Regions from separate parts of the Homo sapiens genome. Here region 1 is linked to region 2. Evidence: chromatin loops called from intact Hi-C (ENCODE). Cell type or tissue: PC-3. All regions are shown on one strand. Links, peaks and the distances in the headings refer to the core of each region. The heading gives the core; the rest is flanking DNA.

Region 1 (15,748 bases), core at 4,574-12,573, 300 kb after region 2:
ACATATTCCAGGCTGCTACAAGTTTGGACCATTAAGGAGTTGAGAGTATTTGTGATGCTTGGACTTTTTAATTTGAACCAGGGATGTGGTTTTTCTGTATAGGAGAGTCACATATTTCAGTATTATCTAGCATGTAGTAGACACTCTGTTTTCATTTACTGAAATATTGGGAGATAATGGAAGGATCACGATCTTCTTCATTAAGATTTAATATTCTCCCCCACCTCAGTGATTCTACTCTTCCTCCATTCCACTCTTCATTCTATTTTCTCTTCTCTCTCTTCAAAAACACTGTTCTAGGATTTCAGGCTAGGAAGATCCTTTTTTATTTATTTTTATTTATTTATTTATTTATTTATTTATTTATTTATTTATTTATTTTTGAGATGGAGTCTCACTCTGTCTCCTGGCTGGAGTGCAGTGGCACGATCTTGGCTCACTGCAAACTCTGCCTCCCGGGTTCAAGCGGGAATCTCTCTTTTTAAAAGACCACATCAAATGGTCAACTACTGTTATTTTGACAACATAGTAGGCAGAAGGCAGAGAGCAGGGTGAGGAGAACATGAATAACAGAGTCCTAGCACTTTGCATATCTGCAGACTCAACTGGACACAGATGGATTTAAGAGGATGTGGAAGACAGAGCCTTTGGAACTAAACTAGACCCATCTGATATGTATGGCACAAACCAAAGTGTCAGACTCAAGAGTAAGCACTGAAAAAGAAATCCAGTCTGGCTCCCAAGAGTGTGATCCAATCCTGTTCTGGTTTTAACCTCAGTGTGACCTAAAGTTTAGAGCACCATAAGGCATCACCAGAACCTATGTCATTTCCAATATTTCGGAACCTGCACTGCAGTTCAGCTTCCGGACATCTCATTTACCTCAAACTAGACCACCAAGCTGCTGCACAAATCTAATCATTATTTGAAAATTTCAGCTATATGTGAGACTATAGCCTCTGGGTTCAGAGTCCCTCATATAGTGAAATGTTGCAAAAATATTAAAAAGAAAATATCTCTAAAATCCCAGTTTAGTGCTTAGGACCACATCAAGTTAGAGTCCAAACTGAATCTAGTCATTTCTTCATCAGTTTTATAATCTTTGGTAATTATTTTAGTTATTTGTTACTTGCATTTGTCTGTCCTCCCCACTAGGAAGTAACCCAGAGGAAGTCAGGAAATATGTGTATCCTGTTCAGCATCAAATCCCCAGTGCCTAGCACATAACAGACACTCCACAGTTATTGGCTATTGAATGAGTATATAATTCACTCATTAACAGAAGTTGGGTCAAAACTAAGGACAAAATTGTCAAAATATAGAAGATCACAATAATATTATTTAACTATGTTATTATTCATTTAAGTTTTCACCATTACTATATCCAAGAGGACTTGAGCTGTCTCCTAGAGATGAAAATATGATTCTCATAACACATTTATTTGCAGGATATAAAGATGAACATTTTAATACATTATTTTATGAATATTTAACTAAGCAATGCTCTCATTTTTGCCAAGAATATATACAATTTGTGTATGTGATCCTATAAGTCATTTTTCAGCCCATTCTGCTCAAGAGTGATGCTGTTTATTTGAGTTGCAATGATCTCATCTTTTCAAGATAAAATCCAGGTGACACATTTATTAGAGTGTTATAGGCTTTCTGGCAAAAATGCTGTATTCCAGATTTTTTATCTCCATGTATTTTTACAAGTCACTTGTGGAATTGAGAACTGACAGGACTTTATCTTTTAAATCCAACATTTCCTAATAGGCATTTGAGAAACATCCGATTTAACATGTTGGTTATAATGATGTTTGGTCTCTTTTGATCAATATTCAACACTTATTGGGTGTTCGGAATGTAGTGTTAATGTTCCAGGAGAACAAACATACACTATCAGGAAATCTAGATGCTTCTTATGAAAACTGCTGACATATTCTTTGGATACTACTAACCCATTTTAATTGACTGAGAAACAAAAACTGGATTGCCAAATTTATATTTAATTTAAAACCTATCAGTGGGCCTTATCAAACCGAACTTCTGATAGAAATAGCTATTATTTATGACATTCAGGTTTGGCCTTTGTCTTAGTCCATTTTGTGCTGCTATAACAGAATACTGCAGACTGGATAATTTATGAAGAACAGGAGGCTGAGGAGTCCAAGATCCAGGTTTGGTGTCTGGTGAGGGCCCAGCCTCTGCTTCCAAGATGGCATGTTGAACACTGCATTCTCCAGAGAGACAAATGCTATTTCTCACATTGCAGAAGAGTATAAGAGCAACGAGAGAACAAGAGGTAAACAAATTTCTCCATTTATAATGGCAATAATCCCACCCATGAAGGTGGAGCCCTCATCACCTAATCATTTTTTAAAGGTCCCACCATACTGCTACAATGGCAATTAAATTTCAACATAGTTTTGGAGGAGGCAAACATTCCAAACATGACAGCCTTCTTTACAGACTGTGGTACTTCACCCATCTAGGGGTGGACACGCTTGGCAACAGCTCTTTCTAGAGGTCTGCTATAGTCTGAATGTTTGTGTCCCATATAAAATTTATACATTAAAATTTAATAGCCATGTGATAGTATTAGGAAGGGGTGCCTTTAGGAGGTGATTAAGTCCTGAGGGTAGAGCTCTCATGAATGGGATTAGTGACCTTAGGAATAAAACTAGAGGAGACACTCTGGGTCTCTTTTTGTCTTTCTATCCCTTCCTCCTTGTGAGGACATTGTATTTTTCCCCAATGCACCGTCTTGGAATTAGAGACCAAGCCCTCAACAGATACCAAAACCACCAGCACGATAATCTTGAACTTCCAGCCTCCAGTACTGTGAGACATACATTTCCATACTTTATAAATTAGCCAGTCTCAGGCATTTTGTTGTAGCAGCACAACTGGGCTAAGACAGAAATTAGTACAGAAAGCATGGTGTTGCTATAACAAATACCTAAAAATGTAGAACTGACTTTGAAACTGGGTAATCAGTAGAGGCTGGACAATAAAGATATGTGGTATTTCGTTATAGCAGCACAAATCGACTAAGACACTCCTGCTTTCAGATTTCCCTTCTTTTTCTTGTAACACCTCCAACACTATTTAACATTGACTTCAGGGTCAGTATAAAAGTCACTTTCTACAAAAACATTTCCAGGTCCTTGCTTCCCACCCCCAGAACCCCACATGTATATTTCTTCCTATGTACCTGTAGTATATATTTTTTTCCTAACAAAGCACCTATTACACTTATTTTAATTCATATTTAACTGACTCTTTCTCATTGTTGGACCGTTGTGTCATAAGAGCAGAGACCAAATCAATCCTGCACATCTGTGTCACTCTAACACCAAACATGAGGAAATTTAGACCGTTTTTGTCAAATGGATTTAAAAAATGATCGAATGAATAAATTCCTCAATGAATAAAGAATTTGCCTCCACCTCTAAGAACAGCATGCAATACACAATGTCCTAGTACCCTTGCATGCCATGCCATGCTGTGTTATTGATTACTGCAGCCTCTTTTGGAGTCCAGAGCCCCTGTTACAAGGCATACAGTACACGGTAGCAGAAGCCAGATCTTGCCTTCATCCCTGTTGCAGGGAATACCTCAGGAAATACTCCAGGCTTCAGAATGGGCCATTCACACAGATACAATCCAACCCAAATACATTTTACCTTAGAGAAATTTCTCCAAGTGTTTTCAAATCATTGATCAGTTTGCTTAGTGACTAATGCTGTGTGACTTTAGGGCTTTCTGTATGTTTTCATGGATATATCAAAGCAAAGTTAAAGATAGGACAGAAAATAAGGTGCTTTCTTTGGCCTTACCTGGTCTGCTTTCAAATATTCTTTTCCTTACAGAAGGAATAACATGTAATGTAAGAAATTCTCCATCTTTCTCTTGTGAGAGCAATGTCTCTAACAACTTTATTTCTGTTTCTGTCTTGTATTTCTTCTCTTTATAATTAGTTTTTGAATAGATTAATAGAAGGCTAAAACATTCAATGTGTCCCTCGCCTTTACCTGAACAAGTCTTTCTGTCTGTTTCTCTCTCTCTCTGTTTGCCTCAGTCTGTGTACTCTGTCTTTGTGCTGAAGTAATGGTGAGAATTATATGGGTCTCCCTGGCTTTTTGCCTAGAAGAGAACAATTTACAGATTGAATTTACTTGAAAAAAATCTAATGTCCACAGAAGTTATTGACCATGCTACCGTGCTTCCTACAGTATGATCAAAAAGCTCCAGTGGCTGCAGAGGCCTTGGGCTTTGCTGCTTAACCATTTCATGCCCAGCACATGTAGATTATATATACTCCTTAATGCTGACTGACCCTAAACTTCATTCTCAAGAGCGTTAGGGAAGGTTTTAAGGTTGTAAGCTAAATGCAACTTATTCAAAATTTTTGCTTACTTGAAGCCCTTAATTTGCTTAAAATATATTTAGTCTATATACTATGTGTCAGACACTAAATCCTAGAATTACAAAGACCAATAAGAAAGAAATTACAGGCTAATGCAGGAGATGGAAAAGAAAAGAACCAATTAAAATGCAGGATAAATGTTATAACCAAGATAATTATAAGGCTTGGGGCACTTAGACTGGGCATTTCCCTAAAGAGTATTGATGAGTTTTTTGTTTTTTGTTTTATTTTTTAATTATCTTAACCATTTTTAAATGTACAGTTGAATGGTTTTAAGTATATTCATATCAAAGAGTATTATTCTGAGAAAAGAATAACAGGAACTGATATCTTTTTTTTATATTCTTAGAACACCAAGTTTGGTGACGTGGGCATATTTGCTTTGAGTGATGTTTGCCTGACTCTTTGGCATTTATTATTCTTGCCATTTTGTGCTATGAAAAATAACTTTTAAGTCCAGTAAAAGAGATTTGTTTACTAATCTCCAAACAAATTTCACATTTCCAATCCCATGTCTCTGATCATGCATTTTCTCTTATCTAAAATGCCTTTCCCTTCTTTTCCACATACCCACAGCTTTGGTCAACCTTCCCCTCAAGGCATAAAACAAGCCGCCACTGAAATCTGCTTTCTTAGATGCTCAGACCGCCTACTTCCAGAAGTGCTTCTCATATCTGACACCCATAGCACTTGTTTGAAACTTAGTATATGCTACCTTGGAATGTTATACAATAATAGACCCATATAATTCTCACCATTACCTCAGCACAAAGACAGAGTACACAGACTAAGGCCAGCAGAGAGAGAGAGAAACAGACAGAAAGACTTGCCCAGGTAAAGGCGAGGGACACATTAATATGTTTTACATATATATATATATAAATGTTTAATGTATATATCTTATCTAACCACCTAAGTTACAAATCTCTCAAGGGATGGGATTGTGCTTTGCTAATAAAGCACATATGCTAAGAACCTGAAGCATACATTTAAAATTCATTGAGCAGTTAGTATGTACAGATATTATTTTCCTAATTTTATGACAGGAATACTGAGAATGAAGAGACTAAGTGGTCTGCTAGAGGCAGAGCCGAGACCAGTGCAATTTCCAAGGAGGTGCCACACGGCATAGTGGAGTGAATATGGGCTTCCACAGAGATAGAACTTTCTATTCCAGCTCTGGTATCTGAATGGTTTGGGCAAGTTATTTAACATCTCAGAGCTTCAGTTATTTCATCCATGTAATCTGATGATAATGCCTACTTTGTAGAGTTGTTGGTGTAGAGTTGTTGCAAAAACTCAATGAAATGAACAGCACTCAGTGCCTAATAGGGCCTCAACAAATGATGGCTATTACTACTACTCTTACTGCTACTCCTACTGCTACTACTACATGTGGCTATACTGATCTTACAGGCTTCTATGCTTATTACATGTCTCTAGTGCCCCACATAAGTGCCTAGCACATGGTAGGTTCTCAGTAATGGATGTTGCTTTTGCTATCTACACACTTATCTATAAGCCAGGCTGATATTCAGGCAGTGCATTTCAGCTATTTCAGCACAGTTACCAATTCTTTATGGCTGATGTCTATTCTGTCCGTTTTGATTGGTCAGTTCCTTCCATATGCGTTATAAAATATTTTGCACAACACCTCTACCAATAATATTGTGGCGGCATTGTTTAAGTGTTTTACCCGGTGTGGGTAACTACCCATGACTAGTGGTTCTACCTTTCTTCGTCGGTCAACACAGGCCAGAGAAAAGCCTCTCACACAAATAATTAGTAGGCTAACATGGTTTCGAAGGCTGTTCACAGTCTGTATAACATTACTCATTTAGAGCCAACCTTGGGTAAGCGTTCTCTGCAAATACTATACCAGGAAGCTGGATATCAGGAAGACAGCTTGAAGTTGGGTTTAATCAACCACCAGCTATGGAATTGATTTCCTTGTCACTGTGGTTCAGGAATTCCTATTTGGCCACATTTCTGACATGTCAGACATTTTCTACATGTCATTTAATTTAATTTATGACCCTTTCTCAATAATTGTGATTCCCGGCTCACAGACGCTTTAAGAAGAGGCACAGCGTAGCAAGTTGGCTACTCAGTCATCTCAGATAGAGCTGCTCTTCAGGTCTCAGGGAATTTTGCATTGTACCTTTGACCTTAACACAACTAGGTAAGTTTTCTGAAGAAGTGGGCATAAGCAAAACTCCACTAAACATCTGGAGGCTATGAAAAGGTAAAACCGCTGAGCCAGATAAGACTGTTACCTGCATTATCATTATTCTTTTGAGTAAGGCTGTGTGCACCAATGGAGCAAGTGTAAATGCACACAGTGGCTTTTTTAAGTACCTCCGCCTCAGGTGCCAGGGAACTGTTCTGGCAATAGCAGCCCCTTTCACCCTCTTTGCAGCATTCCTCTGACAAAGAACGTATTGTCAAAATCCAAGCTGAAAGAATGTGCTGCTTGGGAGAGCAGTAACAGTGATTAAGGGGCATAAAATGCAAGCGTGCACTTGTAATGAAATTGCCCTGACTTACCGCCAGGTTAGTGTCTGTGATTGCCATAGTATGCCTCTGTGATCAGTCTCAGCATAATGAAAAATAGCAACAAATCTTAGCTTTTCACGTGGCTTATATTAGGAGTAGATAGAAGTGTTTTCAGGGCTAAGGTGGTAATGGAGAGGAATCCATGATGTAGAGAATAGCAACTGATGCTTATTCATGGATAAAGGAGGGCTTCTCTGGTTGAAAGATATGTCAGTTGGAAGACTCACTACACACAGGTCTTAGTGATTTAATGTCTCTGCTCAAATGTAAAAGTTGCCCTGTGTTTCTGACTATCCCATATTTCTGAGAGATTATATCATTTTCTTTGAGAAGTAATATAGCTCTACTGCAGGTGGGAGTCAAGAAAGGTATAACTTTTATGGAATAGAATTAGACTACACACACACACACACACACACACACACACACACACACACACACACACACCATGAAGTAGGAAGGTCACTTCTTGTTATTTATCCTAAGGAAATATTCATGGATGCAAGCAAAGGTTTATTGTAAGGCTGTTCATTGCTAACCATAGACCACCCAGATGTCTAACAATAGGAAATTGGTTAAAAAAATATTGGCACTTCCATATAATGGAATATCATGCAGCAACAGAAATAGAAATACTTGTAAAAAAATCTTTGGTAAAAAGAAAAATGTTTCTAATATTTTAAAACATATTTATATTTATATAGTAGATGATAAAGCTGGAAGAATATACATAAAATGTGAACAATGATCATTTTGGGCAGTAGATTTTGGTTGCTCATTTAGTTTTTTTTTTTGGTTTTGCTTAATGATAAAAGAAAGTGCATTATTGCTAAATAAGGAAACATTTTTTGTTCCTTTATAGGAAAAAAAGGAAATATAATAGCTATAAAAATAGGAGTGTGAATCAGTTGTGAACATATATAATTATACTCAGAGCTATATACTTGTCTCTATATATAACTATGATTTTATGTTAATATGTGGCATAGGTTTAAATTTAAATTTTATCTGAGGTTTTTTTTTAGGCTGTGCACAGAAAAAAATTATCAGAGCCACATAAGAATGTCATTCATTTAGGTTTCTTTTTTTTTAAATCATCTGTGCTCCTACCATAATGGATAACTTACCACTTCCCAAACACATCCTATATATTCCCATCTTGCATGCTATTTTTCCTCCTTGGAATGCCTTTTCTCATATATCTTTGTAAAGCCCAAGTCAAACCTTACTTTGTGAGGGTTGCTCTAATTCTCCTAACTCAGAAATAGATTTTAATTCTCATCTCTCTAGACTTTTGATATTTTGCATCTTAAGTGTTATGTGTGTACCTTCTCATCTTTAATAGAGTATAAACTTATGGAAGGCAGAGGTTTTATGAATCTTTGTATCATCTAAAAATGGGAGACACTGACAGAGTAGGTACTTAAATAGTTACTGAATATATAAATGAATTCACCTAATTTTCAGAATATACAGATAGGCATGCCTGACTTTGCTTGAAAGTCTGACCAATTTTAGGACTGATCTGAATGTGAAACCAAAATGAGATACAGACTTCTGACTATTTTGTGATTTAAAAAACTATTTCCAAGTTTAATTAGTACTCACTTTTTGAAACCTTTCCTGATGTAGTATATAACTCAGTGAGTATTTATGTAAAACAAGTACTGCAAGGGAGGTACTCTGAAGGACTATAACAACCACATTTTATATTCCTTTCCAGGAGAATCTTATTTGTAGGGATTCACAACAGCAAAGGCCAGGAAAATGGTAGCTGAAAAGGGCAGTCTTTTGACACTTGCTGCTGAACAGTCTCTCCCTTTCCCCACTCCTACAAGGTCCATGCTGAGAACTTCTGAAATGACGTCTTGGGTTGGAAGCACTTTGCAAACCATAAAGGGCAAGGCAAATGTTAGTTATAATTACTACTATTCCGAGAATGCTGCTACAAAATGCTTGTGGCATGAAATCTTCCAGTTTGAGAAGGTGAGTTTGGTATGCCTGAGTTGGTGCTGCACTAGTTGTTTTCCTTTTGTATTCAAGAACGGACTTCAGGGACCTGCCCTCTGTGGCAAATGACTTGTTTTGTAAATGTCAATGATTCAAAAATGTTTCTAAGAGAGATTCTCACCACATACAAATCAGAGGCTCGGCCAAAATACAGTGATACTTGAGGCCAACACTCAAGTGACTTTTACGTTACAACTTTCACTCTGACCTAACATTTCAAAGAGGGCTTACAAATGACGAACTGACACCCTTTCCAGAGTTCTCATTTGCTTCTCAGAATAAAGCAAACTCTGATTAGAGCTTGCGATTGGCAAACATTTTAGTAACTATGTTTGCATTTGTTCAAACTATTGTTCCATAGAGCTGATTCACATGTGGTTTTGTTTGCAGACAGTTCTTAAGTCGTTGGTTCTAAATTTAGCTTTAATCCCTTTGGGAATGAGTTCTGTTTACAGTTCACAATGTGACTTCCTAGTTTGAAGGAGGAGGGAAAAGTAAGCAAATCCTCTAAGATTTATAGAAAAGCACTTTCTATCTCATAAGCTTTCTTAAAAGTTCTGGGAGCCTGATTAAGCTGCCTGCTTCTCAGCATGATGCCATGTAGGGGAAGCCAGAGGTGATAGAATTTGAAAACCCCTCTACAGTATAAACCAAAAGAAAGAGAGGGCAAAGAAGGAGATTTATGGCTTCTATAGCTGTCAGAGGCTGTGGAAATAAAGGAGTAGGTCAGTGTATTTTAACAACAAAGAAAATCCGAAGCAAATTCAGTCCTTTAGACTTATTCAGCTCGTCTAGTTTTGAGAAATGATAAATGCAGACTATTACAGCCATAGGATGGTTGTTATCCTGTCCTTTTCTGCTCTCACTCCCTGATCAATGCATACTCACAAATATTATTGTGGGCTTTTGCTTTGGAGTATTACCAGAAAACACAAAATGCCTTATGTTTTAGAAACTGATGTTGTCCAAGCATTGGGGCCATCTCCCACGATGAGAAGATCCAATGATCAATGGAATCAGAGACTGACTAAATTCATCCAGATGGATGGTTTAGGGTTCATGTTTAGGAGACAGCCTAGAAAACAGCTATGGCTGTTCCTGGCTGTGCTGCTTTCAAAACTCACATGGTTGATTTGCTGCTATAGCCTTAATAGCTTCAATGTAAAGCACTAATTATTAAATTGTTTTGAATCCTTCAGAGCGTAGCTCTATCTCTACTACATGCATCTTTTGGTTATATGTTATAAGGGGTATTAAGTAAATAATAATGAAATGACAGTGAATTCCAAATAGGGTGACTATACATCCTATCTTCCAACCAGGACATTTTTGAGAGAAAAAGACTTGCTATTAATTATTTCTCAAGGAAAACACATAACCCATAAACCAGCACTGTCCATGAAATCTTGGTTTTATTTACCTTTTCTCTCTTCCTTTCTTCTTCCCTATGAAAGAAAAAAATTGTGAAAGCCTTTGAAATGAGACAGAAAGATTACTGGGTATCTTCAATGGAAAACCAGGTATTATGTAAGCACATCTTTCTGGATTAACTGATTCTATAGGGTTTCTGCAACTTCATTGTCTTTGAACAATTGTATATCTTTGTGAAATAACTGAGTGCAGTGGAGATCTTTCTTGTCTATAGAGACGCAAATAAATTGTATCTGGTGGAAATGTAATTGATCTTTTCTTCTCTCTGTCTCCAATAATCCAATTTTGCAACTGCTTATTAATGTATTTCAGCATTATTTATAAATTATAAATGTGCAATAGTTTGAATTCATCTTTGAACAGGCTGTGACTTCTGACTGGGTCCCTCATTAATAAATGAACTAAAATCTTTGACATGTGTTTGGCATGTGTTGACATTTATAAGACTTACCCTATAAAAATATTCCCTAGTATGCAAAATTTATTTATTGTCTTCTTTTTTTTTTTCCTTAGGACATCCAGAGGCCAACACATTCTCTATTTCTCCATAAGAGTGGTCCCTCTATGGCTAAAGAGATTACACCTTCTGAAATCATTCATTCACATATTTTATATGTATTGCGTATTCCCTAGGTCCCAGGCATTGATATGATACTATATACAGAAAAGACTGTAAACAAGCAAGAGTGGAAACAGGCAGACCATTCGGGAGTCTCTTGTCCCAATGGCAGATGAGGGGGCATGAACTAGGATTAACATACTCTTACTAGAAATAGATGAAACCTTGAAGGAGGAGCTGACAGGATTTTACCAGTGGAGTGGGTACTGGGTAAAAGGAAACTGAGAAGCCAAGGAAGTACCCCTGCTTTTGGTATGATTAACAGGGTAGTTGGTGGTGCCAATTTCTAGAGATTGGAAAGACGGGTTGAGGATTGATCTGAAACACCCATTCCCCCAGGTGTTGATCATGGTGACAACTGGTAGCTTGCAGCTTAGTTCTTCTTCCTGTTGACTGACCTCAGCTGACCAAGGTCACACCCTCTTCTTTATCCAATGACTAGGTGATATGAAGATAAAGTCTCACCTCATTGTCTCAACTTGATACAACTCTACATGCCATCCGAGCTCTGGGCGGCTCTCTGGAATAACCTGAAGCTTTTGTTGTGATGGTAGCAGCAACTTCTCCCCCTGCCTAATCCTGATGCCTGCACCCTAGAGCAATCTCCAATAAACTTCCTACCTGCAAATCTCCATCTCATAAGCTCCTTTCCAGGAACTCAACCTACAACAGGGAGCTGTAGTTAAAGAATAGGTAGTCTTCCCACACATCTTCCACACTCCTGTAATCAGGTGTCTAAAATAGACACTTGACAGCAGATCCTTACTGATGATTCTCCTTCCCACGACATCCCCACCCCACCAATCCCCCAAAAAAGAAAAAGTAAATTAATGGCTTTGTTGTCTATGGCCAGCCTCTATCAGTACATCTTGCACCATGGCCTCTATATTTTCCGCCTCTTCTTTTACGACTTTGCCATAACTTCCACCATAACTTATGTTTTTAATTACAGCACCTATTCCCTGTTGTCTGGACACTGTGCATTTTCATAACTCTCTCCTTTAATAAAAGTTCCTGATAACTCTCCTTCGACCTAACCTTCTTCTCTTAGTGGTGAAACTACCTATAACCCAAAACCTAGTTCGAAACCATACTCCAAAATCTATCAATTTTTCATGAAATCTTCCCCAAAGTTTTCCAAAAGGACATGCCTCCTCTCTCTGTCCTCATAGCATTCTCTCTTATTTTTTATCTTTATGTGTCTGCACAGTTACTCCATTAGCTCCTTGGGGATGGAGAATGCCCGGCTATCACAAAGCCAGGAGCATAGCAGGATTAAGACCTACTTCTTGATCGTCTGATGAGCCCTTGTTAAGCTATTCATTCTCTATCCTCATATATCTAAAAAAAATAGAGTGAATGCTCTTTGTTCTAGATTTGGTCTTTGGCCATCAATTGGTTCATTTTTCGCAACTTCTGAACTGGGCAAAAGAATGAAGATATGAATGTGAAGAATTATCTCCTTCCCACTTAAAGCCTAGATCTGGCTCTGGGAAACTCCAATAATTTTATTCCTTTTCATGGCTCCAATCTGGTCTTTTTACTTCTCACAAAACTATATCTACTGCCAAACTTTGCCAGCTGAAATGGAGTTTTAAAGTCTAAGTGTGTTGAAGAGATGCACTTGAGTCTCCACTTGCCTCTTTCCTGCCCACCCTGCTATATTCCCAAGAGCATCTACCATCTTCAGGTCTTGTAAATGTATGATCCTCTCACTACTAATTTGGTGAAACTTGTAACTAAGAATAGGACATCATCTTTCTCCATGTCTTCTTTGCCTCCTTTTCATGTATAGAGGATCTTCTCTGCCTTGACTCTTCCAGGGACCTTGAGATACCATCTTTGTATGTATCTTCCAAAGAAACCCAAAGTAAAGGTAGAAGAGCAAATATGTGGTCAACTCTGGGGTTCAAAAAACGCTTATTAATGGCAAGAAGAAAAAAAGAAGGGAGGAATGAAGGAAGGAAGGGAGAGAGAGAAGGAGGGAGAAACAGAAACAATCCAATCCAGAGATCTATTCTTGCTGCCTTCCACGCCTATAGAAGGTGTAAAAAGCTTCCTCTGCACAGAGAATAGGCTCGTTCAATAGGGAGCAATTTCAAAACTCTGAGGAAAATGTAAAGGAATGATATAAGAAGTCAGTACTTCAGATACTCCTTCATACAGCTATAATATCAAGTCATATTTTTAAAAACGACTCCAGGAAAAAAATGTATTTTTTCTCAGGAAGATTTATTTTCAGATAAATTTACTTTAGACTTTCTTAAAAACTCTGAATCCATGAAAGGCTGATTTTTATGGTAGAATTATGTACTTCCTTTGCAAGGATGTGAGCTTATTGAACATAAGGTTAAAAGGAAAATAAGACCTCAGAATTTTCTTACCCTTTAAAAACACACAATGTTTTCATGCCCTTTTGATGAAAAGTGTTGGTGGCGTAAAAAAACTAAGGGTACAAAATACCTAATAGAAGCTCATGAAAATTTAAAATTCATTAGTTGGGAACTTACGATAGTTTTGACACTGGCTAGGTTGACGTTGTTGTTGTTGTTGTTGTTTTTCCATTGCCTGTGATAAGGTATTTTGAAGCTATTAAAAAATACAAATAGGTATTCAGGGGAAGTAGTTAACTCTTTAAGAGCAGAAACTTTTGGAGTATTTTGCCAGCATCTCTTTACTGACAAACAGTATTACCATTATTTTCAAACTCATTCAATGAACCAAGTTAGATGAGAGCTTCTACACCATTGTGTGGGACTAATTGAGATTCTGGGTGGCCTGAGAATGGAAAGGCTCCTGTAGGTGCCATCTGTGTCTCTCACTTTGGGTACATTAACTTCTCTCTCCACCCTCCATGAGTTGCAGAAAAGCTGCTCTCTGAGAAGCTCGCTGTCTCCACCGTCCTGGGACCTACTAGCTCTGAGAGGGGAGGAACTGGGCTTACTGATCTTTTATTGGCAATGTCCATCATACAGTGAGTACTAAACATGTGAGCCACTATTATGTAAGTATATGTCATAGATTTACTTGCATTTTATTTTGAAATATCAATTCCATTTTTCTCTTCTTCATTCCTGCATCCTTCCCCTATCCCCCAGTCATTCCAAATGTGCCCAGCATTTAGCACAGCTCTGTTGGCCAAAACATGGATCAATTGCTTATTTTGGACAAACAAAGAACTTCATTCCTTCCTAGCAGATGTGTGTCTGTAAATAACCTCAAGAATAACCTTAAGAAATATTTTTTCTCTCTCTCTCTAATGACATTTAAAGAAATGAGGCTTTCTAGATAACAGGCTCCACGGCCATGTGAGCACAGTGTCTACACAGGTGGCTACTGCCCAGCCCTCAGTGGTCTCCTTAGAAACCAGCCTCTCTGCACGGTGAGTCAGAGGCGGCAGGAGGAGCTGGGCAGTGAGTCATGTCAGGAAACGGCATGCTCCGTGTGCGAGCAGATGCCGGTTTATTTCACTGATTCATTTCCACCTACTTCCTCCTACCTCTGTCTGCACTCTCAAATGAACAGAAAGTTCATTCATCTCGCCTCTTGCCTGTGATGCTACATGCTCCCCCTATTTCTCGGAATGCTTACCATAGGCCCCACAATGCTGGATGCCGTACAGATCAAGCCACCCCTGTTCTCTGCGATGGGACACTCTAAGAAGGAGGTGTCACCCACATTGTCATCCCTGGTTTTCAAGTTAACTGCCATGACGGACTTCATGATGAATTTGTGGATTTTCTCACAAGCCCTCACACCTCTGTCCTTTGAGCATTTTGTCAACAGTGGACAACTGCTGTGATTCTTAACACATTTAAAAAAAAAAATGTGATCGCCTGTAGTCAAGTTTCCCTGCTTTGGAAGGGAAGGGGATCCATTTTTCAACTCAGAATTAGAGGATGAACCTGTTAACAGGGAGAGGCTGAGAAGAGAAAAAATGGGGAGTTAAATTCAGCTCTAAACGCTATGGAGAATCAATAAATATCGACAGGCAAGGGGGCAGAAGGAAGGAGAGAGGTTTTGCCAACCTCAACTGATATCTGTTAATAATACCAAACAGCAATCTGTCATCAGCCTGGCAACACTGGATTTTCCCCAAGGAAAATCCAGGGTCCCCTCCCAGCAGTTCTTGGAGAAAGAGCTTAGAGTTCTGAGTTCCTGGGAGAGGATGGACTGTAGGCGGGATCAGAGTACTGAGATCCTGACAATTAAACCTGCTTACATTTTCCCTGCGTGCAGACATGGTGTTTGGAAACAGCAACCTCCAGTCATCTTGCTTAGCTCTTTGGGGTTCTGGTCATACATACATCTTTCTAAACTTCAAAAGTCTATGCAAGCACACTGACCTGGCAGGTTATTTGAATTCTTGTTCTGGTTTACAAGTCTTTCTAAGACATTTACACCAGAGCTAGAAGAAAGAGACCGGATTTTGGAAATTGCTCACAGGTTCGAGAGAGGATTACCGGAGCACAAGAGCCGGGCGGAGGTTGTCTACTTTTTCTGCTAAATTGCACAGTAGATTCTTTCAGACCTTGAGGAAGAGATTAGAGAAAGATAAATCAGAGTGTTATAACCCTGTGCTGAGTCACAGCTCTGAGGTTCTTTTATATTGCTGGAGGCAGCTTTCAAAATCCGCTGTTTGCGTGTGGCTAGAATAAGGATTTGTCCCTCAGTCTCAGGACGTATCCTGGTCGTGTCTA
Region 2 (15,748 bases), core at 4,765-12,764:
GAACCAACCCAAATGTCCATTATTGATAGACTGGATAAAGAAAATGTGGCATATATACACCATGGAATACTATGCATCCATAAAAAGGATGAGTTCATGTCCTTTGCAGGGACATGGATGAAGCTGGAAACCATCATTTTCAGCAAACTAACACAAGAACAGAAAACCAGACACCGCATGTTCTCACTCACAAGTGGGAACTGAACAGTGAGAACACATGGACACAGGGAGGGGAACATCACACACCAGGGCCTTTCGGGGGTTGGGGGATAGGGAGGGATAGCATTAGAAGAAATGCCTAATGTAGATGATGGGTTGATGGGTGCAGCAAACCACCTTGGCACGTGTATAATTACGTAACAAACCTGCACGTTCTGCACATGTATCCTAGAACTTAAAGTATAATTAAAAAAAAAAACACCCTAGATTAGGCGGTTCTGATGGAATTGTTAACTGCAGCGGCAATTAACTGCGAGTGGCTATGGGATCTCTGACCCCTGATAAGGTCAGATATTCTAGAATTGAGGTGGTGATTCTCTGCAGGTCTGCTTAAGTGACTCCTGATTCAGAGAAGGGTAAGGAAAATGAGATCCTCCCACAGTCCTCCCTGAACTGTTAATATTCTATTCCAACTGCCACCGGGTTCTTTCTAGAGAATAAAAAATGAGCAGCCTTCTGGACCCCCAGAATGAGCTAGTGGTTGTTGCAAAGCCACCAGCCATGAAAATAAAATTATTTACACATCCTTTTTGGTGGTGTTTCTTTGAAATCTGTTGATTAGAAAAGAAAAAAAAATTCATGACCTAAGTGAACGCCAGAGTAGGACAGGGGGAACAGAACAGATGATATTTATGATTGACTGAGAATTTCAATCTCAGCAGCTACAAGGATGAACTTGGGATCACTGGAAATGGAAATAGTTGACTTCACAGATGGTAGGCGGCTCTTGTCAGTGAAGACTGTTCTGAGCATGAGCCTAATTGAGTAGCTCCTATCTGCATAAATTAACCTCTTTTAAAACTATGATATTCTCAGGAGAATTTTCAGAGTAAACATTTAGAGTGTTCCGGATCTCTTCAGTGGAAAACTTATCATATCACTGGACAAAGGTTAATTTCACTGGTTCAAAAATGATACATTGGAAATTCAAACAGACAATGATGCAGCTTAAAAATGATGCAAAAATTTGATAGCTGAAGATGTACTCTCTTTCTGGCTCTCGGGATGCTCTTCTGCATGTTCTGTTTGAACAGCTCCTTGGGGAAAACATCTGCCTGCTTGAAATCTTACTAGAAAAATAACTTCATTTAAATCTTTCCTCATAGCCCTCTCATGCAAATTTCAGTATACAGTAAAACAGGCTAAGAAAAATTAAAGCAATTAGGTATGTTTAAATTAACCTGATAACATTTTTTAAAAATCTATAGTAATTTTTATATGCAGCTACATGTTTAACACCGAATAGCTGCCATTTTCTTTAGACTCTTTTGAACTGGTCCAAAATACCTAGAGCTCATGTGATAATGTTGGGCCCAGTTGCTCCTGGGAACTGTAAAACTAGACACTGCTAATTAAATTGACATGTGTATGCCCAAGTATAGGGCTCACACAGTAGAAAAGAAAAAAAAAACACTTTTGTTTCTAAGGGAAGAAAATTCTGTCAGGCAAGGGAATCAGAAATATCTGTTGGGGCTGAGCCATAAACATGAGAAGGAAGAAAAATCCATAGTAGACCCATGATACTTGTAGTTTTCTTAAGAAGTCTTGGGGTCAACAAAGAACTCATTAGTAATGCTGTCAATTGAGCATTGAAGTGAAATTCAAATGCTCTTTCTTCCTACTTCTAAATTTCAATAGTAAATATTTAACCATTAAAAAGAATTCAAACGGATTAGGATACAATAAAATAAAAATATTTTCTCTCAACCTCTACAGTCCCCTACTCCACTCAAGCTTTATTCTCCAGAAGCCACAGTATTTAATCTTATCTGGTTTTATTCTTCTAGTGGCTACCTCCATATATATAAATTACATGATTACAGCAACACTTCTTGTACTTTAAAAAATGTAAATATATTCAGTAAATTCTCATTATGAAAGATGAGGAATTCGGCATACTTAATCTTCTCTTCATTTCATTTTCCACTTCTCACTTTTTCTTAGTTGTGCTATAAAGTTTGGATCTTACTGGCTGGGCCCAGTGGCTCACACCTGTAATCCCAGCACTTTGGGAGGCTGAGGCAGGCGGATCACAAGGTCAGGAGATTGAGACCATCCTGGTTAACATGGTGAAACCCCATCTCTACTAAAACAAAATACAAAAAATTAGCCGGGTGCGGTGGCGGGCACCTGTAGTCCCAGCTACTCAGGAGGCTGAGGCAGGAGAATTGTGTGAACCTGGGAATGGTGTGAACTCGGGAGGTGGAGTTTGCAATGAGCCGAGATCACACCACCGCACTCCTGCCTGGGTGACAGAGAGAGACTCTGTCTCAAAAAAAAAAAAAGTTTGGATCTTATTTTGGTTACCTGTATACGTCTAAAAAACATACTCCAACCTGTCTTATTCTGTCAACTTTAGACAGTATGTGCAGATACGACTTAGGAGAGGAAATTATGGTTCCATTCATTCCTTCTGATAGCAGTTCCATTACTTTCACACTGTTAAAGTTTCCAGTGTAGTTATCCCTTGATATCCCTGGAAGTTCCAGGACCTCCTTGGGATCCCAAAATCCATGGATACTCAAGTCCCTGATAAAATATAGCATAGTGTTTGCTTATAACCTACGTAAATCCTCTGTATACTCTAAATCATCACTAAATTATTATAATACAATGTAAATCATTTGTAAATAGTTGTTATACTGTATTGTTTAGGGGATAATGGCAAGAAAAAGGAATTTTTTTAAATGTTCAGTAAAGATGCAACCATCCATTTTTTTTTCTTCAAATATTTTCCATTCAGGGTTGGTTGAATCCACAGCTGTGCAAGCTTGGGATACAGAGCAACAATTGTATTTACATTCTACTCCTCTGAAATGAAGAGGGTCTTAGCAACCCACAGGCTAGTACCCCTAGCCCTTCCTTGATAGATAACAACCTTTTTATAGATCAGTTCCCAGTCTTATCCTGGTGATAAATTCCACCGCTGTTAGGGGCTTGAGAAAACAGAGGTGGGGGTGGGATATTGCTTCACAGACAGACCTTCAGTTACCCCTAGACCCCTGCCTGGCTGCCCACTGCCATCTTCACTTACCAGTTTGTAGCTTCAAAAATATGCTGAGCTGACTGGGAAGAGTGGCTACTACCTCTGATGCTGAGTGGAGACTTTCTGCATGCTTTCTTATCGATAAATGTAATCTTACCAACTGGCCATCTTCCAGAAATTTATCAAAATCTCTGTCTGGTTGATAGATTCCCTGTACTACTCTTGTCCTTTTGTCATTTTTCTTTTCTTTCTTTCTTTCTTTTTTTTTTTTTTTTTTGAGATGGAGTCACCCTGTCACCCAGGATGGAGTGCAGTGGCTCGATCTCAGCTCACTGCAACCTCTGCCTTCTAGGTTAAAGTGATTCTCCCACGTCAGCCTCCCAAGTATCTGGGAGTAGCTGGGACCACAGGTGCATGCCACCATGCTCGGCTAATCTTTTGTATTCTTGGTAAAGATGGGGTTTCACCATCTTGTGCAGACTGGTCTCAAGCAATCCACCCACCTGGGTCTCCCAAAGTGCTGCATTACAGGTGTGATCCACCGTGCCCAGCCTCTTGTACTTCTTTACTACTGACATTTTAGTGGAATTTTGGGGAAGAGAGGGAGTAAAACACATGGGCTTGGGCCATCATCTTGACTAGATCTTCTAATTCTTGCTATTTAGCCAAGGCATTTGATTCTCTTGTTTAAGTAAAACTTGGAATGAATGCAGTTCAGGTGAGTCATTCCCTGTTCAAGGACACAGAATTGCTTCCCAGAAAGTCTTTGCCCCTTCTTAGTTTTTTCAGTGCCTTCCCCACCTTAGCATTAACACAGCCAAGTCATAACCTTGCTTCCCACTACTTCCTCATGAACCCTCTGCCTAATCAAACAATTGATCACCATTTCCTGAAAATAACTTTATTTTTTCTGTTTATACTTTTATTCTGCCGTTCTCTTCCCCTGGAATTCTCCTCCACCCCAATACCTGATAACGGAAGTGCTATCTAGCCTGCAGAAGTACAGGACGATGATCAGCTGCTTCTAGGAGCCTTCTCCAACCTCAGCCGGAGGTCCTCCCTTGCTCCTCTGTGATCACATAGCAGTTTGTATCTTTCTATAGGACTTATCACGGTCACTTGGAATTTTGGTTATTTGTGCACTATCTTATTTTCCTTCACCCATAACCTCGTGGAGGACAGGGCATGTACCTTAATCACATTTGTATTCTCTACAACTCTTAGAACAGTGGCGGCTCAACAAAGCCTCACAGATTTCTCACTGGAGGAAAATGCCCTTTTTTTTCTGCTCCTATATATTTGCCAGACATGTTTCTTAAGATTCTTTCTATATCGTAGGCATTGTTTCCCCAACAGTATGTCTTAAGGATTTTTAGTATCCATTCCTCTTTGCACTTGAAGATGTTCTAGTTAGATGCTCTATGCAAACATAGATGAGGGTTTTAGTGTGGGGTGAGCTGGAGATGATTAGAAGTGATTGAGAAATAAAAATAACTTGTGAAGGTATTCCATTGTTTTGCCACAATGGCCTCCTCAAGATTCTGAACCGCCGAATATTAATACTATGGGAGGCTTGGAGTAGAACCTCTAAAGGCAGGTGGGATCATAGCTGAAATCTTTGCCTTTCCAAATTACCCCAACCCTGTAAATCAAGGGTATGTATTAGGTGTATCAGAGCCAAGTTATTCTTGGTTCTGCTGCAGTTACAAACAACTCTTAGTGACTTACAATACAGGTTTTTGTTCTAAGTTGTTTTACATGTCAGGTGCAGGTCAACCATGGCTCTTTTCTGTATGTACTCTTCATTCTGGTATTCTGATGGAAAGAACCTCCTATCTGGGATGTGCTGTCTTTGTGGCAGCAGAAAAAGAGTAACGGCAGCACTGCAGCATGACCTCAGAACTTCTACTCTAAAGCGACATGCATCACTTTCAGTTACATTTCATTGGCTCAAAGAAATCACATGGCCAAGCCTAATGCCAGATGGGCCAGGGGAATATAGTCCTTATTTGGAAAAAAATAATATAAATGACTTTAACTCCCAAAATAAGTGACAGTGGCAATAAGAACAACAATAATAAATTGTAAGTAAAGAAAAAAGCTACAAACTGGCACTTCCGTGGGCCAAACACTATGTCACATTGTACCTTATCCTTAAAACAGCTCTCTCTGGGAAATGGTAGGAAACATACTCAAGTTAATTTCTTAGCCGAAGGTCACCTAGCTAGTTAGGTAAAAAAACTAATATTCTGAACCAGGTCTCCTGATACCCGGTAAAATGTAAATAAGTTTCCTAGTAGTAAAGCCATCAGGGCTGTGCACAAACACATAAAGCATGCCAGCGGCATGTGAAAATGTGTTCTTAAAGCCCGACGTTATTCATACTTTTTGTTCCAACTCTTTATCTGAAGCTGCCTTGTCAGTCCCTGACCTTCTAGCTTCTCTCACCCAGGAAACCTGGGGGTCATCATCATTTATTTGACATTGTTTTGGGGGGAGAGCTCGCTTTTTTGGCTCCATTGTTTTCTGCTGTGCAGAGCAAATCCTCCAGGGCCTAACCAGACATCTCAAAATCTTCCTCCCATACACGGTGATGACACCAGCAAAACACAAATGCTATTAAATTTTGGGGGTGGCTCCTTTTAAAACAGGTTTGGCAAAGTCAAGCTACTCTTAGTGACCCTCTATAAATACTCATAGGCAGGGATCTTTAAGATAATTTATTACAAATAGAAATTGTTCCCCCTTAGTTTCAAACTGTCATCTGTTAGGCAGTCCTGGTATTTCATTTTAATGTAAAAAAAGATCTCTTAGTGATATACTCTGATAATTATTGAAATCTGTCACCTATCACAGGGAGAACAATATTGGCAGTACTCCAACTCTTACTGGAGGCAAAGCACAATGGGGCAAGAAGGTAAATATTTAAAGTAAGGAAGCTTGGTTTTTACAGTGAACAACACTGAATCATACATTGCAAAATGTTAATAAAATTAGCAGCCTGTTTATCAGCTTATCTGCGTCATGGGGTGTGGAGGGGTATTGACAATGAAAAGCCTCATTTATCTTCATGAGTTAAATTGCCTGTATAATTCATGAACCAAAAGCAAAGCAAAAACCAGAGCTGAGACCCAAGTTGGTTATATAGGTCAGCTCTAATGAGTTTAAATGCCTTCTTTCTTCCAGCCTCTGGCCTGCCTCTGTGTCAGGCAAATAGAGTTGATTTTCTTAGAGTTCACTTCAGCTCTGATTTTACATCAAAAGTGGAACATCACTTTGTAATCATTAAGTATTTTGCTTAGATATTAAATATTAAAGTTCCTCTGATTGCTAGGCCCATAATTAAGACAGAAAGGAAACCTGTTATGTTACAGATGTTTTCCCATTTGGTAATCATGTGTTGAAAGTAACCATGAATATAGATATAGCCGTTGCTCTGTATAAGTGGGAATTACTGGGGAGACTCTGAGACAATCAAGAAAGGCAATTGAGATGTGTGATAGTAATGCCAAAGGAAAGGGGAAAGGCACATGTGTGAGCAGGAGTTTTGGATGGTGGGGTACAGGCAACGCCGGGTCCCCTGCTTGGATCTTGATAACTAGCAGAGGTGAGTGGATCCAAATTCAGTTGCGGATTCCTTCCTGATTGCTGGGGTCCCTTGGGCATGCTATTTAGAATTTCACTTTTCTCACCTGTAAAATAAGGATATTAATGCTTCCCTCATATGACTGTGTGTGAATTAAAGGAGGTAATGAGTGTAAAGTCTTTAGCACTCAATGATTCTAGCTATTATTATCCCCTAAGCTATAAACTGTATGAGAACAGGGATCTTGTCTGTCTTTTTCACTACCATATCTTTGGCCCGAGAATGATTTTTGGCTTCTAGCAGACCTTCAACAAACACTTACTGAAAGAATGAATAAACAAATGAAAGTAGTAACTGAATAAAAATGAGAAGCTTGAAATAAAACAGTGTGTCAAAGAAACTTGTTCCTGAAAGAAAAGAAAGATAATTCTGGTTCTGTAAAGGAAACATGGATATGAAGAAGTAAACTCCAGAGTGGGGCAAACCTGTTTCAAATGATCTTATAGAATCAGCAGAAATAAGGGTCTCACAGGAAAATAAAATGTCTGTATTATATCAGAAAGTGGTTTCTTTTGACCTTTTTTTTTTTTTTTTTTGACAGAGTCTTGCTTTGTCACCCAGGCTGGGGTGCAGTGGCATGATCACAGCTCATGGCAGCCTTGACAGCCCAGGCTCAAACAATCCTCCCACCTCTGCCTCCTGAGAAGCTGGGACCACAGGCATGTGCTGCCCCACCTGGCTAATTTTTATTTCTTTATTTCTTTAGTAAAGATGGGGTCTCACATGTTGCCCAGGCTAGTGTCTAACTCTTGGGCTCAAGAGATACTCCTGCCTTGGCCTCTGAAAGTGCTGGAATTATAGGCATGAGAAACCCAGCAGAAAAGGTTTCTAATATTATACCTTATGAGTCAGTAGAGGGATGTCCTACAATGAAGGTGAGGGCCCCTTGTCACGAGGGAATGGTAAATGTCATAGGAACTTGTAACAAGGCAACACTGCACTGGGCTAGGCATTCCCAGAGACAAACTGACTATGTTGTTTTGTGCTTTTGACTTCAGTTCCCCGAAGTATAGGCAGCAAAAGAAGACAGCCTTCCTCCAAGAGCCCCAGGGACATAGACTTTCAAACAAGTTTTTCAGTGCTATACCTACATATACTTGTTTGACAGCAAGACACAGTCAAGTTTCATTACAATGTGTTTGTACAGCTATGGTTGGCTGCTATTGGAAAAATCCCCAAGGTTTTGCTGAAAGCTCCGTACTCTGACCATTTAAGGTGCCCTGAACAATCAGACTTTATGATTTAACTCTTCTAGGCTTTTAAGATAATGAGTTAGGTGTTAGAGGAAAGGACAGCAGCTAAACAACCCTAAAACCAACCTGAAGTGAAGCTGTGGCATTTCCAGCTATTGAAAGCCAAATATAAAATATAAAAAGCCTTGCTGAGGGTATTTGGGTCAACTCTGTAGCTTTCAACAGGGTTCTAGAATACAAGTTTTCACAAAACTGAGATTTCAGTAAGAGGGTTAATAGGTTATTATGATCCAAGTCAAAGTGACGTGATATTCTGGGATGTTTGCAGACTGCTTTTTGATGGGGTACAGTAGAATTACTCAGCGCATATTAAGTATTAGGTTATATAAAGCTTAAGGCAAAGTAAAATGAAGTCATCTGCATTTTGTTGAAAAACGAGTTGCTAAAGTCTCCAGAAATTAGTCTAGAAGGGGTGAGTGAATAGACCAGACAACAGCAGAACCAGTAGTTGCAGTTGACCCCAACAGCTTTGATCCCGTCAATCTGCGCTGCTCAGTGCTGCTATCTAAAAGACTAGCTCAGAAGGGCAGGTTTCCTTCTTTCTTCAGGTGGTTCCTCAAGCTTGTTCACCTTCAGTAAAATCACCAAAAGCAGGTGGAGAATAAAAAGTGTAACAGCCACTTGAATGGTGATGCTACTGAGAGGAGGAATAAAGTGCAGATGTCAGTTGGCTCCAGAATTTCTGTTTGGTGCTTTGTATGGGAATTGATCTTCCCACAGACCAACTGGCAATGATTCATTTCACAGTTACCCCAAACTCACTGGAGACCTCACAGTTTCTCTTCTAGTGTAAATCTGAGCTCCCCTCCTGAGCAAATTATGAAGTGTCTCATAGGAAAGACAATGTCTTTATTAGGAATATCATATTCCCTTCCAGGGGCCAAAGGAGGAGAGGTCTCCAGATTTTTACCAATCAGGAGGCATTTTCTTAAAATTGGGAGGCAAAGACTGTGTCTAGTTTCACTCACTGTCTACCCATGCCTAGTAGAGAGCCCTGCACATAACAGGCACTCAGTAATGCTTGCCGAATGAATCACGCTGAAATTCATGGGGCAAGTGATACTTAATCTCTCCAACAGGTATTCTCTAGAGAAGGTGGTTTCTTGAAGGAAGCAAAGTTTGTTTAAAGCTACTTCATGAGGGCCTTCTTTAGGAGCAAATGCCATGTTCTGCGCTTTTCCTGGCTTGACTTTATCAGGTTTCTTTTCTTATGTGTGAGGTTCCTCATCAATAAAAATACACACACATTATCCATCCAGTCATTTGATCATGTCTCAAAAACACAAGAAGGCAAATATCCACACTAGACCAATAACCAAGCAGGAGAAGACTGTAAGGAAAGATATCTCCTTTGTAAAACAAATTCCAGGGTGGGGCTTGTATTAGGGTTTTGTTGAAGGACAGAACTAATAGGATAGATGTATATATGAAGGGGAGTTTATTAAGGAGTATTGACTCACACATTCACAAGGTGAGGTCCCACAATAGGCTGTCTGCAAGCTGAGAAGCAAGGAAGCCAGTCCAAATCCCAGAACCTCAAAAGTAGGGAAACCAACAGGTCAGCCTTTTAGTCTGTGGCTGAATGCCCAAGAGCCCCTGGCAAACCACTGGTGTAAGTCCAAAAGCTCAAGACCTTGGAGTCTGATGTTTGAAGGCAGGAAGCATCCAGCATGGAAAGAAAGGTGAAAGCCAGAAGACTCAGTGGGTCTGCTCTTCCATCTTCTCCTGCCTGCTTTATTCTGGCCATGCTGGCAGCTGATTAGATAGTGCCCAACCAGATTAAACATGGGTCTGCCTCTCCCAATCCACTAATTCAAATGTTAATCTCCTTTGGCAACACCCTCACAGACACACCCAGGAACAATACTTTGCATCTTTTGATCCAACCAAGTTGACAGTATTAACCATCACAGGGCTGATAGGAGAGCCTCAGGTGGGCAGTGATGCTGATGTAGTCCAGAGCCCTGGGTTCCACTTTCCTCTGGAGCATCTTGTCACTGCCGTGGCTGTGGCTGACCAGGCTCTTGTTTGAGATCTCCCACCTCTTATCTCACCCTTCTTATCTCAGAGAGACAGGTTGGAGCTTTCCTCATCTTTCATAAATAATGAAAGAAGGATAAGGCAGGAACATGAGTGCTCAATACACATCTAATAACAGTACTTTCATTTAATGCCAAATTTATCATCCACACAATAACAGAGAGAGCCTTGAAACTTAGGGAGAGTGTGGAGGTGGGTGGGAGGTATCTTTCGTCTTAGAGAGAGAAGGACACTTCTGGAATGTTCTAAGGAACTGCAGTTGCTGATTCAACACTGAGGGTTCCTGGTGACTTAGTGGCTTCCTCTCCAGGGCCTTGCCTGCTGCCTCCTGCGTCTGTCTTGTGCTTCAGCAGTTCAGTCCTCCTTTAGGGTGCTCCCTGACTGCCAGGCACAGCCTATTTTCCAGGCACCCAGAGTGCTCTCATGCCCATCCTGAACTGCTGATCCAGGGGGCAAGCTCCTGGCTCCATATGGCCCCTTTTATTCTTTTTTGTTCCTCCCCTATCTGCAAGGATATGCAGCCTTCTAAGATGCTGGATTGTAGCATTCTAACAGGCTCATTGGAGTAACGGGCTCAGATGACAGTGCTGGGCTGCGACCCTTCCCACCTGCTCCCAGCTGACATTATCTACCTCATCTGTAGTGGGAGTCAGAAATGTGCTTGGTTTTGATTCACAATTGGTTTTGGTCCAAAGACCACACTTAAGAGGGAAAAAAAGGCCTTGTCGTTGGTTATCTGCAGTTTCTTTCCACCCTTGGATATATTTAGTGGCTTTTAGAGAAGAAAGTAGGAGTTTTGGTAAACTGACTTTTAATAAGACCACTTATTGAACACCTTTTGTCCTCAAAGTCCTGCTCTAGGTCCTAGAGGTGGGGAAGAAAGAGATGGGAGTCAACAGGACTGGGGGGCTCCTACATTCAAGAAGCAAATGTAGTCATTCATTGTGCTGACTTAGAGGAGGACAGAACATTAATCACTGCATTTAATGCAAAAAGTCTGGTTTTTTTATGACTTAAATATTTTGGTAAATAAAGAAGTTCATATTTTTGCCTAAAACAAAAGTTATACTCAGCCAGATTTTTATTTTATATATTCAATAATCAGTCCCCAATGACCAATCATCCATGTGTCCAGGTGACAACTGCTGTCCAGGCCTGCTCTGTCTGTCTTTTCTTCCTTCTAGCAGAGGCCCTTGGCACAACCATAGGAGGCAGGGAAAACACATCCAACCTTTGTTTCTTTTAAAAAAGACGTGTGTAATTTCATAAGTAAAGAAACCATGGAGAGTTGAGTCATCTCAGGGGAGCTGATACAGAGGACAGAGTTCTGGAAAACCAATCTGCCCTAAACGACCTGCCATTTGATAGGGAATTAGGAGCTGAAAAAACGACTCTAATTGATCTCTCTCTCTTGGTGTTTGGAAATCTGTGCATCACTGCAGTGCAATATATCCACAATATGGTCTACTCTATAGGGGTGGTCACCTCAAGTGTGTCAGGCCCTGGGATACTTCCTCAGCTTATGTAATACGTTAACAAATACTCTTATGTTAACACCTCTTTGTGTAAAACCAACCTGTTTCGACGGTCTAAGCTCCTGGCAGGGTGATGGTATGTGATGGGCTAGTCCCATAGTCATGTGAAGTAGTTGGGCAAATTGTGCCCATCCTGAGCATCTGTGAGGGGCAGCTCTGAGCAGGGGCAGGTCCTATGATCACAGAGAGACCTCGGGGTGCAGGCTCTGATGGAGCAGTAGGTGGTGGGTGTGGAGTGACTGTGGGTGCCCTGCTTTGAGAGGTAGGTCTTTGGGAGGAAATCTGAAAGGTAGGAAACAGCTGAAGGGAGGAAGGTGAGATGAGGCTGAAGCCAAATTTGTCCTTTCTTTCTCTCTTTCTTTCTTCTTTCTTTCTTTCTTTCTTTTTCTTTCTTTCTTTCTTCCTTTTTCTTTCTCTCTTTTCTTTCTCTTTCTCTCTCCCTTTCTTTCTTTCTTCTGTCTTTCTTTCTCTCTCTCTTTTTCTTTTTTTTTTTTTTTTGACAGTATCTCACTCTGTCACCCAGGCTGGAGTGCAGTGGTACAATCTCAGCTCACTGCAACCTCTGCCTCCCAGGCTTAAGCAATCTTCCCACCTCAGCTTCCCAAGTAGCTGGAATCATAGATGTGCGCCATTACACCCAGCTAAGTTTTTGTATTTTTGGTAAATACATGGTTTCACTACTTTGCTCAGGCTGGTCTCCAACTCCTGAACTAAAGCTATCCGCCCACCTCTGCCTCCTGAAATACTGGGATTGCAGTCATGAGCCACCGTGCCTGGCCAATTTTGTCCTTTTTCAAAAGTTGTAAGAGAGCTCTGAGCCAGGAAAACCAGAGGAAGTCCATTTTCTCTGTTCCCTTGTCTTCCTTTCACCCAAATAACCTCCAGAGATAAGATTCAAGTGCATTTTGGGTTAAATAAGCATTGAGGAATTGGCATGGGGACTTAGTCACTATGTGGGATATTGTTTCCATGGGGAATATGTTCCAACTTCCAAATGACTGACTCACAGACGCCACTCCCCAAAGGTCGCCTGCCCCTGTACTGACTTTTAAAGGAACTCACAACTAGCTGTTCAGCATTCAAATTTTGAAGGTTTATGCCCTGCCAGGTACAGAGCCCAGGTATGACTGAGATCATACCTAGACTCTTTACTTCATTAGGCAATTTTTTTTCCCTCTTTTGATTTTGTGGCACTAAGCTCTGAATATGCTGTTTCAAACTCCTAAGTTGGCTTTTAAGAAAAACTCTTTATTTTACTAACATCATGGAAAATTTATATTTCAAAAAACAAATCTGAATAATATAATTATAGAGAACCCACAAGCAATGTGAATTAACTTTATTAGAGCTAGAAATACACGTAAGACAAAATGTGATCTGTTTAAGGAGCCTACAGTACCTTGCTGGACCACAGATCTCTACCTTCTCTAATCACGCAGACTGAAATTACTATCATTATTATTTCATTCTTAGGTCAGGAGTGCTTTATCTTCAAAGGATTCTTAGGTGGTATGGGAGTAAGAACTGAGCTCACTCTTTAATACGTCCAACAGTGACTGTCCTCCTAATTATTGATGAGATGAAACGAAGTATATGAATAGACATTGTGTATTCTGAAGTACATTTAAAGCATACATATTAGTGGGATCCAAATAATTATCCAGCAAAATCAAGCCACTCTACTTAGAAAAATTTTCTTCTGGTATGACATAGGAAATAAAAGCAATAATAACTTTTAGGCAATGAAACAATTTTAGTTACTGTTTTGTTTTATTATTTTGTCTTTGCTTTTATTTTATTTTACATTTTTGTGTTTTTTTCCCTGAAAGTTATTTTATTTCCTCTAAAAGCTCTCTCTCTCTATATATATAACCTTAGCCTGAATTCCCTAGAAACAGAGCCTGAAATAAGGCTTTTGTGCCAACATGTTATTGAAGAGTGAATCCCAGGAAGGAGGAGTGAGAAAGAGTTGGAGTGAGGCAGGGAAGGAGGGTGAGCAAATAGAAGGGTCTCCAAGGTGGCAGCACTTCATGAAGAAAGGACTGCCTAGTGTCCTGGGAAGCTTTGGAGAGGATGCTTGATGCTACTGTGTCTTTCAATCATCACTCCAGAGGGAAAAAAGAAGAACTATTATTTTACCGGCTTCTGTCTCCTATTGATTAAAATTTGCCTGTGTGGTATATTAGTACCCTCCACTTCACAGTTACACACTTCTCATGTATGCGCTGAGCAAAGACAGGGAAGCACTAGGGTATTTGCACGGCCTGTGTGGAAGAGGAGGCACCCAAGCAACAAAGGGAAACAGATCAGAGCCCTGCATTTGTAGCAGAAGTAGTAGCAGCAACCAAGCTCCATGGCTTTAAGCAACACCAAGGCAAGTACATGGGTCTGGGTGATGCATAAACCCATGCTCTGCAAAGCAGAACCTGGAAGGAAGCTGCTTTAGACTTTTCATCCACCACTTGTGCAGAGTACACTTGAGAAAGGAGGACATTTTTAATTCTAACACTGCAGAGAGCTGCACAGAAGCTATCAGTAATGGAGATAATTAGAGGTATAGAGTTGATCAAAACTTGACTTATAATGAACACTTTGAGTAGTTGCAGATAGAGAGAGCGAGACTTTTCTGTGAATCAGATATAATACAAGGCAGCAACCTGATATAGATCAGTGTGACAGGAGCAAGAATACAGCAAAAAGATGAGCAACATCAGTTGTAGAGAGATATCCCAAATAGCCAAGTAAGACAGTTCTTGTGCCAACTAAGCTTCATCAAGAATTAGAACCATGATTTACTGAAATTTTGATTTTTTTGTATTTGAATATATACTGATTGTATGCATTCCTACCATAGAGGTTTATTGAGAGCCTCCTGAATGCCAGGTTGTGTTCCAGGCTGTGGCCACACAGTAGTTTGTGCCCTCATGGTTCTTAGGTTCTAGTGAAGGAAGATGAATAATAATATGTTATAGAAGCATAGAGAAAAATAAAGAGGGATAAGGAAGACAGGGTATGTGGCAGAGGGGCAGGGATTGCTATTTGATAGAGGACAGTGATGGAAAACCTCTACAACGAGGCAACGCCTGAGCAGAAAGACCTGAAGAAGGGGAAGGAGTGAGTTGAGCATCTGGGGAGGAAGAGGCCTCCAAGCTGATGGACTAGAAAATGGCTATTTGGTATTGTAGGGGAGATACACATTCATGAGCTGAGGCTATGCACAGGCACATATTCTCCAAAGTAAAAAAATTAGCAAACTCCATATAGTTCATTTAATATTCTTATCCAGATATTCTTTATTTTATTGTCATCATAAATGTCAGAACTGACAACAACTCTTCATGCTATTATTCAAGAGATAACTCTTTATGCTATTATTCAATTGTCAATGGTAGAACAATTGACAATTGCAGCCAAGATCCCAGCTCCCATGGCCTGCTAATCGTGACTATGCAAATTTGATCATCTGAGCAGGTAGAAAAAACCTGCCTGCCCATGGATGGGTATGACAATCAACTAAGCATAGAGGGCAGATGGGGACTGGAAGGACAGGACACCAAGCAATTATAGTTTAAGGCTGGATTGGGATGGAAGAAAAGTCTAACCAGAGATTGATAACTCTACCCCTGAGAACTTGTTTTGAGGATGAATTGAATAATAACAACTTAGAAACAATTGCAAAATAAAGAAAATGAGTTGGAATGCCTTCTATGTCAGATGTTTAATGTTGTTGCAGTCAGCTGCAGTGGAGCTGCAGACTCATGGCGTACCAGCATGGTAGAGTCAGCATACGCAAGAGGAGGGTACCCTCGTGGATGAAGAAGGCTGTTGGTGTCACGTGCACCTGAGTAAAACACTCCAAAACGTGACCACAACAAGCTTACTCAACCTCTCTTAACATACTCTCTTGCTCTAATGCATGACACTTTGCTCATTTCCTGTTGCCTGGGACCTCGAGGTTTGTGTGATATGGCCCTCAGGAAGGGGAAATGGGGTGTTCACCACGGTCAAGGAGCCTGGAGACAAGGGGAAGTAGGGGAGCACCAGTGATAAACGGTGCTCATGCCAAACA

What was found. Hi-C counts contacts between places; a loop is a spot of excess contacts. Peaks named below come from ENCODE experiments on the same cell type or tissue, not always from the same donor. Only the 100,000 strongest peaks of a DNase experiment are listed, where the experiment ranks them.
Region 1: it touches region 2 in a loop (4-fold over the local background); 5 of 110 quality-filtered maps call a loop at or near these places.

Annotation. Positions count from the first base shown.
Region 1 is chr13:34,155,918-34,171,665 of GRCh38, reverse strand. No RefSeq gene overlaps it. Among named protein-coding and RNA genes, the nearest start is that of LINC02343, 180 kb to the left of the region's middle. RefSeq lists a silencer at 14,346-14,405 and an enhancer at 13,914-15,113. In PC-3, for the core only: no CTCF peak of the experiment used is centred there; a DNase peak (open chromatin) is centred at 9,425; H3K4me3 peaks cover 1,271 bases; H3K27ac peaks cover 2,534 bases.
Region 2 is chr13:34,459,878-34,475,625 of GRCh38, reverse strand. The region is part of intron 2 of LINC02343 (long intergenic non-protein coding RNA 2343); the gene reads right to left. The region is part of intron 2 of LINC00457 (long intergenic non-protein coding RNA 457); the gene reads left to right. Among named protein-coding and RNA genes, the nearest start is that of LINC02343, 120 kb to the right of the region's middle. In PC-3, for the core only: a CTCF peak has its summit at 8,509; DNase peaks (open chromatin) are centred at 5,845, 6,195 and 12,695; H3K27ac peaks cover 5,551 bases.